Linked DNA regions of Homo sapiens: region 1 is linked to region 2. Evidence: chromatin contacts called from ENCODE Hi-C or POLR2A ChIA-PET data. All regions are on one chromosome and are shown on one strand. Each heading gives the region's core, a stretch centred on a gene start or an enhancer-like site at or near the end of the contact. The rest is flanking DNA. Distances are from core to core; before and after follow the strand shown.

Region 1 (5,469 bases), core at 2,773-5,272, 92 kb after region 2:
GCAGTGCACTGTGCACCATGCTAAGCACTGGAGATAGTGTTGAGTGAGACAAATGTAGTCTCTGCCCCCATAGAACTTACATTCTAGTGGAGTGAGACAGACACCAAGAAGCAAACAATACGTAATGAACAAGATTACATCAGAGTGATAAACACTGGAAAGAATATAAAATAAGGAGGATGTGATGCAGCATGACTGGGGGTGGGATGGGTGGGCCAGCACTAGATAGGGCAGTTAGGGAAATCTTCTGGAGGAGGTAACATAGAGGTTGACACTTACAAGTTTAGGAAGAGCTGGCCACTTGTATCTCTGGGGACACAGTATGCTAGCATCAGGAACACCAAGGGTAAAAGCTATGATGTAGGTACGTGCAGTGTTGGAGAAACAGTAAGAAAGCTGAACAGCAGGGAGCCTATTGGTGTGTCTTGGCCCATGCACACCTCAGGGAGTAGTCAAGACCATGTAAAAATTAATTTGTTGGCTGGGTGTCACACCTGTAATCCCAGCACTTCAAAAGGCCAAGGCAGGAGGATTGCTTGAGCCCAGGAGTTCAAGACCAGCCCGGGCAACATAGGGACACCGTACGTCTACAAAGAATAAAAAAAATTAGCTGGGCATGGTGATGCACACCTGTGGTCCCAGCTACTCAGGAGGCTGAGGTAGGAGGATTTCTTGAGCCTGGGAGATCGAGGCTGCAGTGAGCTGGGATCATACCACTGCACTCCAGCCTGGGTGACAGAATGAGACCCTGTCTCAAAAAAAATAAAAAAGCAATTTGTCCTCTCTGTATGCATATTGAGAATTATTACATAAGTTGGGTTTTTATTAGCCACGTGAAGTTTGGGTGATAAAAATTTGATTTCCTACGAAATTGCAGAGTACGTGTTTCTGGTACCCTGAGTTGTGTTGATGTTCAGTGCTCCCTTTACTCTCTCTTTGGCTTCAAGATTGAACGGTGCTAGATTTTTTCATGCGGATATTTTTGCGTACCTGTGACTCCACAGACCAGTGTGCTTGTGTGCAGGATTTGGTGGGTTCATGGTTGTTTATTAAACAAAACTAATCCTATATAGAGGTTTTATTCGTTTGCTAGGGTTGCTGCAACAAAGCACCACAAGCTGAATGGCTTGAACGACAGAAATTTATTGTCTCACCTAAATCAAAGTGTCAGCTGAGTTGATTTGTTTTCTTTTCTTTTTTTTTTTTGAGACAGAATCTCACCGTGTCACCCAGACTGGAGTGTAGTGGCGCGATCTTGGCTCACTGCAACCTCCACCTCCGGGGTTCAAGCGATTCTCTTGCCTCAGCCTCCTGAGTAGCTGGGATTACAGGTGTGTGCCACCATGCCCGGCTAATTTTTGAATTTTTGTAGAGACGGGGTTTCACCATGTAGGTCAGGCTGGTCTCGAGCTCCTGACCTCAGCTGATCCACCCGCCTCGGCCTCCCAAAGTGCTGGGATTACAGGCGTGAGCCACCGCACCCGGCCGGGATTGGTTCCTTCTGAAGGCATAGGAAGAAATCCGTTATGCCTCTTGCCTGGCTCCTGGTGGTTGGCGGGCAGTCTTTGGTGTTCCTTGGCTCTGCTGTATTTCTTCTGCCTTCATGTTTGCGTGTGTTCTTTGTACAGGTGTGGCCTTCTCCAAATTTACCCTTTTTATAAGAATCTAAGTCATGTCGGAATAGGTCCCACCCCGCTCCAGTATGGCCTCATCTTAACTAATGACAACTGTAATGAACGAATTACCAAATGAGTCACGTTCTGCATGTTTTTGTCCTCCTGAAATTCCTATGTTGAAACCTGATAACCAAGGTAGTGTTAGGAGCTGGGTACTTTGAGAGGTGATTGGGATTAGTGCCCCCTTGTTCCTCCCACCATGGGAGGACACAGCAAGAAGGTGCCATCTGTGAACTAGGGCCCTCACCTGACTCTGAACCTGCTGGCATCTTGATCTTGGAATTCCAGGCCTTCAGAACTCTGAGAAATACATTTCTGTTGTTTATGGGCCACTTAATTTATGATATTTTTTTAAGCTGCCTGAACTGTCTCAGACACTTTCTGAGCGACTGAGGGTTAGGACTTCAACACAGGAGTTTAAAAAAGGGGTTTTCCAGCGCTAGACAAATTCTAAAAGAGCTGTAACACTCAGCATAGGAATTTTACAATGGGGACGCAGTTCAGTTCATAAAAGAGGTGCATATAATTTGGCTAAACTCATTGTCTCTCACAAATGAAAATACGGACAATACCTGCAAACATTTTGAAGCTGTTTAACCCATTTTTTGCTCAGACACCTGGAAGCCACGGCCCCTTTTTTATTTAATAACATCTGGTGTGTACTGAGCATTGGTAGGCTCCTCTGTGATAAGATCTTGAATGTGTCACCTTGTTGATTCCTCATAAGCACCCTCTGGAGTTTGTTCTGTGAGCAGCCTCACTTGACAGTTGAGGGAACTGAGGCTTAGTTCCAGAAAGAACCTTCAGCTCATCACCGCAGCCCTAGTTTCAGCATGATTTTTCTTACTGCTAGAGTTGATAGAATAGTCACAGCCACTAGCACTGGAGCCTGCCCTAGCCACTAATAGCACCTCCACGTAAAAGGTTTCTCATTGTGAGGTTAGTTTCTTATCTTCCTAATTCTACCACCTGGTCCATTCAATGCCTCCCTTGTTCTTTATCCCTGAGTTTATGTAATACGCAGCAGTACTGAGAAGATTAATTAGTTAATACTTGTGAAGCACTTTGAGGATGAAAAGCTCATGAACACTTAAAGTTAAATTAAATTTTGCCTCCTAGTGCCAAGAAATAAACAGTCTTTCTCCTTCCTGGTTGGGGTCAGCATCTCCCCTTGGCCCGCAGGAGAGTGTGTTCCCACAGAGAGCAGGCTGTATTGATTGTCTCCCCAAGACGAAGGTCGGAATGGCTACTAATTCTCTTTTGAACTAGATTGGATTCTGCAAACAATTGAACAGCTGACTCTATGCTAAGTGGAAATGTGATTGATATTGAAACAGAATTAAAATTTCAACTTCTAGGGAATTAAATTGAGTGCAACTTCAGAAATTTGGAGATGAATGTCCAAGTGGTTTGAAAAGCGATTTTCATGTTCCACTAAGTATATTAATATCAAAAGTGATATTGATGTTTGAGAACATTGGGCTGCAGTTGTTTCCTTGTCCTTTTCATTTATTGCCATTTTGACCTAAGGTTTGTGCCAGGAAGTTCAGCTTCACTCCTAGTGAATCTGAGTGGCGTAATGCTGGCCCCGTCTTGCTCATTGATTTTCCTGGTAGCCAAATCCCTGTACAACGAACTGTAACATATCCTCAAATGAACTGCATAAAAGTATGTTGGAGATGGAGAGGAGATCTATAAATTCAGAGGACAAATAAATCAAAAAGTGAATGACTTGTAAGAATTCATAAGCCAAATTCAGAGCCAATTTGGAAACTGAACCTCAGATTTTTCCAGGGCTGTATTCATTCCTTCCCCTGTTGGATAGATCTTCTAAGAGCCACCCTCAACTCGTGAGTCTGATAATTGCTTTTCAGATGGACAGTTACCTTAATGAACTCTGACTTTATGTATGAGTAGTAGTTTGTTGCACAGGAGTTGTTTTCCCAGAAGGTATTGACCTTTATTCCAGTCTCTACTATGAGCAAACCTCTATCTGTTGAATCAGCTCCTGGAACCTCAGCTCTGAATAAATAAAGAGCTTAAAGGTAAGGAATAGGTGGGTCAGTTCAGCCAAGTAAGGCCAGATAGAATTAGAGTTGAGAGCCAGGTCAGAGTTGAGAGTGGGGAGAAATAGCCAGGACTATTTGGCCCAGGAAGCCTGAATGGGGACACATGCACACACACACACACACACACACACACACACACACACACTGAAACACTCTGCAAAAATTGAGGTGTTTCCCAGGTTCCTAACCTCCTGAATGCAATGCAGATTCTTTCCTCCACCTTCCCTTCATTGTTCCCATACAACTCTGGCCTGTAATCAGCCCAACCTGGGCCTGGGCCTTGGCCACTACTAGATATTCTGTTGGCACCAAGAGTAGTCAGGACCAGTTTTCCCTCTCTTAATTTCCTCCTCAGGAGAGTTGAGTGTTTATCATATTCTCTTCTTTTCCTCTCTCTTTCTCTGTTCAGCTTAGGCAATCTTCCATTCTGCAGTCTTTCTCCTAGCTGTGTATCTTGAGAGGTAATGCAATGTAGGTTAAGACTGCCTGAGTTGAATCCTGGCAGTGCCACTTATGACTTGAATGACCTCAAGAAAGACATTTAATCTCTTTACCTCAGTTTCCCCATCTGTAAAATGGGGATAATAATACCTATTTCAGTGGAATGTTGTGAGAGTTAAACAAGTTGATATGTGGAAAGCTCGTAGGGTGTGGTCTGTAATGTGTTCAATTAGCATTAATTGAAGAGAAGTGGAGTCTCCCCTTCAATTCTTACCTGAGTAACACTGGACAATTTCATACTTTGTTGTCACTATTTTTCTTTAGCTCTTACTCTTTTTTATCCATTCCTGTAGCACTAGTGATCAGGATAAAAGACGTGATTGCTAATAGAGTAATACCTTGTTGAATTTGTGTAATGTTCCAGGTTGGAGGGGGGATGATAAAGCCTAAGAAGACCAAGTCCTTTTTTCTTGCAACTTTAAATTGTTGTAGGAAAGGAGACATGTTGATAATGGTTTGCAGTATAACATGGAACATGCTAGACTCCAAGTCGAAACTGAGATTAGAGATAGGCGAATGAAGATGACAGTCAACCACGTGCGGTGGGCTTGGGGGCTGAGGTGGGTCATGGAGGGCTTTATAGGGGAGGTGACGCTTGAGCTAGTTTTTTTTGGTTTCTTTTTTGAGACGGGGTCTTACTCTGCCACCCAGGCTGGAGTGCATGCTGCCATCTTGGCTCACTGCAACCTCCTCCTGGGCTCAAGTGATCCTCCCACCTCAGCCTCACGAGTAGCTGGGACTACAGGCATGCGTCACCACACCCAGCTAATTTTTTTGTACTTTTAGTAGAGATGGGATTTCACCATGTTGTCCAGGCTAGTCGTGAATTCCTGAGCTCAAGCGATCCACCTGCCCTGGACTTCCACAGTGTGGGGGTTACAGGTGTGAGCCACCGTGCCCCACCTTGAGCTAGTTCTTAAAGGTGTGAGAGGTTCAATGATAGACACTATCAACACTCCCAGTAAGTCACGTAATTAAGGTGAGAGTGCTGCTCAGTAGATTATTTATCAGGTATGTGGTCACTGATTTGAAATCTATGCCAAAGTCGGTGCAGTGAGGTGGGGATGGGAGAGCCTGAAGGCGCAGACCTGAGAAGAGAAGGAGATTAAGAGTCTGTGATTTTTACATAGTTGGGCCCTGGAGGCCAGGGTCATTACATAGAGTTTGTGTTAAAACTTTCTGGTAGCTAGTGATGTTGTTGTGGAGAACCTCAGAAGACAAAA
Region 2 (5,809 bases), core at 81-2,580:
CATAGACATTTGAAATGTGGCTTTCCATTTTTACATCCAGGAGGGTTATACTCACATAGACATTTGAAATGTGGCTTTCCATTTTTACATCCAGGAGGGCCTGCAAGATGGATATAATAGTACCCAAGGATTGTATGAAGATTCTCATTAATTCATTAGACAAGTGTTTATTGAGTGTCAACTAGTAGCCAAGCACTATTCCAGGCACTGAGAATACATCAGTGAAAAAAAAACAGAAAAGAATTCTTGCCCTTGTGAAAATGACATTAAATAACTTAAACCATGTGACATACAACATTGCTTGGTGCATAAGAATAGCTCAAGAGTTTTTAGTTATGATTATTTCTATTGTCAACCCATTTAATATCTAAACTGAGCATTTCAAAGTATTTTAAAAAAAAAAAAAAAGGACACCTTCCTCTATACTTAGAGAGTAAAAGAGAGAAGTCCAAATAATTAGAGGTAGAAAAAAATTTTTCATATGGTTCTTTCTTTGGACTGTCTTTGGAGCCCTTTATTGGTGAAATTATCTGATTGGAAAGCCTATTAATTTAGGCTTTTTAGTTTTACTAGTTTGCACTGTAGTTTGTGCTGTGGAGAAAGTTATGTACAGAGAATGTTTCGTTTTGGTTTGTTCATTTCCTCTTTTCTTTTTCTTTTTTTCTTTTTTTTTTTTTTTTGAGACGGAGTCTCGCTCTGTCGCCCAGGCTGGAGTGCAGTGGCGTGATCTCTGCTCACTGCAAGCTCCGCCTCCCGGGTTCACGCCATTCTCCTGCCTCAGCCTCCCGAGTAGCTGGGACTACAGGCGCCCGCCACCACGCCCGGCTAATTTTTGTATTTTTAGTAGAGATGGGGTTTCACCGTGTTAGCCAGGATGGTCTCGATTTCCTGACCTCGTGGTCCACCTGCCTCGGCCTCCCAGAGCGCTGGGATTACAGGCGTGAGCCACCGCGCCCCGCCCCCTTTTCTTTTTCAAATGCTTCTGGTCTTACTTTCCCCACTCCTTGAAAGCACTGGGGTGGGGGTGGAGGGCATGGGGAAAGACTTCCTTAAAGAAAATGCAAAGAAAAGATACATTTTAAGAATACACAGGACAGAAGCTGCAGACAACAGAAAGATTAGTTTCAGAAGGCACTGGCACATTGTGAAAAACAGAACCAGGAGTTGGCTTAGAGGCTGCAGCAGCTCTGGGACCTCAGCAGCGGACTTTCTTGAACTTCACTCTGCTGCTCTCCTGGTTCACTCCCCAGCTCTCCAAGGTCTGCTTTTCCCTGCACACTTATTTTTTCTCTTCCAGTTGGCTTGCCTTCCTCCCCCCTCCTCGTTGTCTTTTTGTCATTGTTGTTTTTGGCTTCACAGCTTCTGCTTAGTCACAGTTCCCGTTCCCAGCATGTTCCTGACCCTTCATGGCCTCAATGCTACTGCACAGCCTCATTCAGCATCACTGTTTCCCCATTCACCTGCCACAAAGGGGAAGCCTGGTTTGCCCAGCTCCTCTTTCTCTCACCACAAGACACCATAGACCAATAGGAAGCCTATGCTTTAGCTGCATTTGAGTCACGTAGCTATTTCTGGTCCAATCAGTTGCAATTGGGTCAGGCAAACCTGTAGCTTGCATCAGACTCACTTAGGGGCCTTCTTAAAGCAATGATTGCTGGGGATGCCACCATATTCAGTACGTCTTGGGTGGGACCCAAAAATTCACATTTCTGACAAGCTCCAAGATGATGCTAATCCATACATTTTGCAAACTACTGCGTTCACAAAATAAGCCACTAGTTCTACCCCTTACTACCTGTGCTGGGTGGGGCACTTTTCTCTTAGCAATGCTAGCAGCATTACAGGCATTGTGATGGACAACTCCAGTACAGCCTGTAATTATTCTCCTCCAAACTTACCGTTTGTCTTCCTGATGTTCCTGGGCAGTGGTGTTTGGAGAGAAGGGTGAGAAGTAGCCAGAACGGCACCAAAAGAAATTTAGAGCAAGTGAAAGATGCTTTATGTGCCTTTGGAAAGAGAGAGGAAGAAATAATAGAAGAAATCACAGTCATGAGTCTCTTTTAGAGCCTAGATATCACAATGTTTGAAGTCAGATAAAATGAGGGAGAAAAATGGTTCCCAACTTTTTCACAAATGAGAGCTCAATTGTAGAGAGGAGATATATATGTCTTTGTATATATATATATTTCAGATGTTCATTCAATAGCAGTTTTACGTTTAGGGTTCTTTTTTTTAGAAAATGGAATGTCAAGATGCTGCTGTGAGGCAGTCCATTAGCAAAGGAAACTGCATATTAAATCACATCAGAAGCACCTGTATATATTTGAAGGTACAAATATACATCACCTTTTCAGACCTCAGCTAGTGCTTAACATAGGAGTGAACTCTCAATCCTTGTAATTACTCTGTGGTTTCCCAGGGATGTGTGACTAAGGGGATCCCCTAAGGTGGCTTAGGGGTTCAGTGAGGAAGTAACTTCTTTCCAGGAAGACTTACTTCTACTTAGAGCAGTCTTGACTAGTGTAATACAAAGAGTCCTAGAGTTAGAGTCAAAGACTGGACTTTGGGTCCTGGAATTTATTTAGGGGACTTTAGGTTTAGTCACAAAGCTTCTGTAAGCCTGAGTTTCTTCTTCTTGCCTACTTCATAACAGTGCTCCATTGAAATCAAGTAGGCAGTTATAAGAAGGAAAATAAACACTAGATGAGATTATTATGGTATTACTTTGCTTATAAGACAAATTTCCATCCTAGTTTATGGTTCTGAAATCTAGACGTATTTTTTGAGCTATGGATGCCTATAATGTGGTAGTACTTCCTCTTCCCTAAAAAAAAAAATGTTTTTAAAGCAGAGGTTTATATTTTAGCAAATGGTCTTGGAACAAAGGAAAAATGGCTTTATATATTCCTCTAATTGATAAATAATATATGAATTCATTATCTCTTTTTTTCCTGTCTCACCTGTAAATATGCCACCTTACATGGTAAAAAGGACTTTGCAGATATGATTCAGTTAAGGTCCTTGAGATGGGGAGATAACCTGGATTATCCTGAAGGTCTCAACGTCATCACAAGAGTCCTTATAAGCAGGAGAACCCCTCCTGGCTGTGGTCAGCAAGATGCAACAATGTGGTCAGAAAGCATGGAACAATGGTCAGAAACATGCAACATTGTTGGTTTTGCACATGGAGGAAGGAAGCCAAGGGCCAAGGAATGTGGGTGGCTGTCACAAGCTGGGCAAGGCAAAGGAACATTTTCCTCTAGAGCCCCCAGAAAGGAACACAACCCTGATAACACTTTGATTTTGGCCTAATGAGCCTCAGATTGGACTTCTGACCTATGAAACTGTAAGATAATACATTTGTATTGTTTAAGCAACTAAGTTTGTGATCATTTGTAATGGCAGCAAGGGGAAACTAATCCAAATATTTCAGTTCCACCATCATCACTAGGTGCAGGCTGGAATTCAGAGGCAAAAGGGTCAATAGATGTGTGCCCTCCATCCTCTTGGCATCCTTTGGGGAGTCAGGTAATGTGCTTTGGCTATGACACAGCTGGACCACAGTGGGACTGTGACCAGAGGAGGGACTCTGCCCCTCAACCTCTCACCATGCTCCCTTTTTGCCAGGAAAGTGGGAGAGTGGTCTTGCATGGGGTAGAGGTGGTGATAACCATTTGGGGCTCAGGCACAGATAGTCTGAGTTCAGATGTCAGCGTTAATGGGAATTTTGAGAAATGCTAACTGTCCTGACTTGGAGATACCAGGGGAGTCTCTGAAACACCATGGGGTTCTCAGCCCTCCCACTGAGAGATAGGAAACCTCGGGTCCCAGCAAGTTCCTGGCCAAAAACACAAAGTTTTTGGAGTCATTTCCCAGACAATCTTTATAGTTCTCTGGTTACATGTGTGGTCTTTGTGCATGTAAAGCATAGCAAGGTGCAATTAATTCTCTAACTTCAGCATCCATCAATCACCTGGAGGGCTGGTTGGAACATAGATTGCTGGTCCCCACCCTGGGAATTTCTAATTCAGTAGATTTGAGGTGCAGGTTGAGAATTTGTTTTTTGTTTGTTTGTTTTTTTTTAAAGACAGAGTCTCACTTTGTCACAGAGGCTAAAGTACAGTGGCACAGTCATAGCTCACTGTGCAGCCTTATGCACAACTAATTTTTAAAAATTTTTTTACAGAGATGGAGAGTCTCATTCTGTTGCCTGGGCTGGTCTTGAACTCCTGGCCTCAAGCAGTCCTCCTGCCTTGACCTCCCAAAGAGCTGGGATTACAGGTGATGAGCCACTGCCCAGTCCAAGAATTTGCATTTCTTTCAGTTTCCCAGGTAGTGCTGATTTGCTGCTGGTCTGAGGACTACCATTTGAGCACCATGGAAATAGTGGATAAGAGTTTAGGATTCAGGCCATCCTTGCTGCTTCCAGGTTGAATGATCTTGGGCGGCTTACTTAAATTTTGGAATTCTTAATTTTCTTCATCTATCAAATAGAGTAAATAAAACCCGCCTCCTAGGATTGTGATGAGGATTAAATATGATGATCTATGTGAAGGACTTAGCACATAGTAAGACCTTAATAGTTTCTATTATAATGTGTTACCATTATTATAATTAATGACAAGTTCTTAAGTAGCGTACAAGGCACCCAGAGGCACACCCATGGATAAGCCAACAGGGATGATAAATGTCCGCTCACAAACCGCTCACCTCACAACAGTGAGAGCTTTCTCCAAGTCTCCTGCCCATGGAATGTCATTTAACTTTGTAACTCAAAGGACTCCCAGAGGAAAGAGTCTGAATATAATGCTTTACCCACAAAACAGAATGAAGAGGAAGCAGAAAATTTTCAAATATTTTGTGAAAATTTGTCGAACAATAGAAAGAGGAAACTCATTTGGGTGTGATGCAATGGCTACAGAAATGAATAGACGTAAACTGGGCCAGGAGCAAACTAATTTGGAAATAATTTCGGAGAAGAAAAAGGAACTATGCCATGCTCTTTCCTCTGGGAAATCTGACAAGAAAGTAAGAACTGGGTTTTTTTCTCCTCCTTGTTCTGGGATAATTGGTATTATCATTATGTGAAAAAAGAAAAAGCCACCTGAAGGACCCCATTTTCCTTCCACTATGAGGAGTTCATTCTCTGGATCACAGCAGCAGCAGAACAGGGTAGGTCACTGGGAAACTAGGACAGGCTTGTGATCTCCCCCATGGAAAAGTGTCTCTTTCCTGGTGACAATTGGGCATATCAATGGACAATAACCCAGTGGAATAAAACTCTACTGTAATAAACAGTGAATTTATTATAACATAACATATAATACACTAAGTAGCATTAGGACTTTAATCATGCCTTTTGTTTAAAAAAATTTTTTTAAATAAAGAACTAGGCTGGGTGCAGTGGCTCCCGCCTATAATCTCAGCACTTTGGGAGACCAAGGCAGGTGGATCACCTGAGGTCAGGAGTTTGAGACCAGCCTGGCCAACATGGTAAAAGCCCGTCTCTACTAAAAATACAAAATTTACAAAATACAAAAATTAGCCAGGTGTGGTGGCACGCGTCTGTAGTCCCAGCTACTCTGGAGGCTGAGGCATGAGAATCCTTGAACCCTGGAGGTGGAGGTTGCACTGAGCCAAGATTGCGCCACTGCACTCCGGCCTGGATGTGTCTCAAAAAATGAATGAAAGAATGAATGAATGAATAAATAAATAAATAACTGGTAAAGCGAATAGATAGAAAAGTTTGCTAAATTTATTTAGTAGTTTAAATCCCAGTAATCTGAGAGTCAACAGACTGAACTCAAGC

Evidence for each region. Hi-C counts contacts between places; a loop is a spot of excess contacts on that map. ChIA-PET counts read pairs that join two places held with the same protein, here RNA polymerase II (POLR2A). Pooled maps may share reads with other maps.
Region 1: POLR2A ChIA-PET joins it to region 2 with 25 read pairs in activated T-cell. The contact joins two enhancer-like sites. A Hi-C loop is called at or near these places in 1 of 168 maps with a recorded cell type or tissue (HepG2) and 6 of 50 pooled maps. POLR2A ChIA-PET finds 5 or more read pairs at or near these places in 4 of 52 experiments (HepG2, OCI-LY7, PC-3 and 1 more).

What each region holds. Positions count from the first base shown.
Region 1 is chr3:4,562,754-4,568,222 of GRCh38, forward strand. All of the region lies in intron 4 of ITPR1 (inositol 1,4,5-trisphosphate receptor type 1), which reads left to right. It also overlaps the pseudogene LOC124906344. Among named protein-coding and RNA genes, the nearest start is that of ITPR1, 72 kb to the left of the region's middle. Within about 2 kb of position 4,023, at least 6 of the 41 ENCODE cell types and tissues checked have a DNase peak (open chromatin) inside an H3K27ac peak, as active enhancers do; they include PC-3, where a contact is called at or near this core.
Region 2 is chr3:4,473,546-4,479,354 of GRCh38, forward strand. No RefSeq gene overlaps it. Among named protein-coding and RNA genes, the nearest start is that of SUMF1, 9.2 kb to the left of the region's middle. RefSeq lists a silencer at 1,552-1,601. Within about 2 kb of position 1,331, at least 11 of the 41 ENCODE cell types and tissues checked have a DNase peak (open chromatin) inside an H3K27ac peak, as active enhancers do; they include PC-3, where a contact is called at or near this core.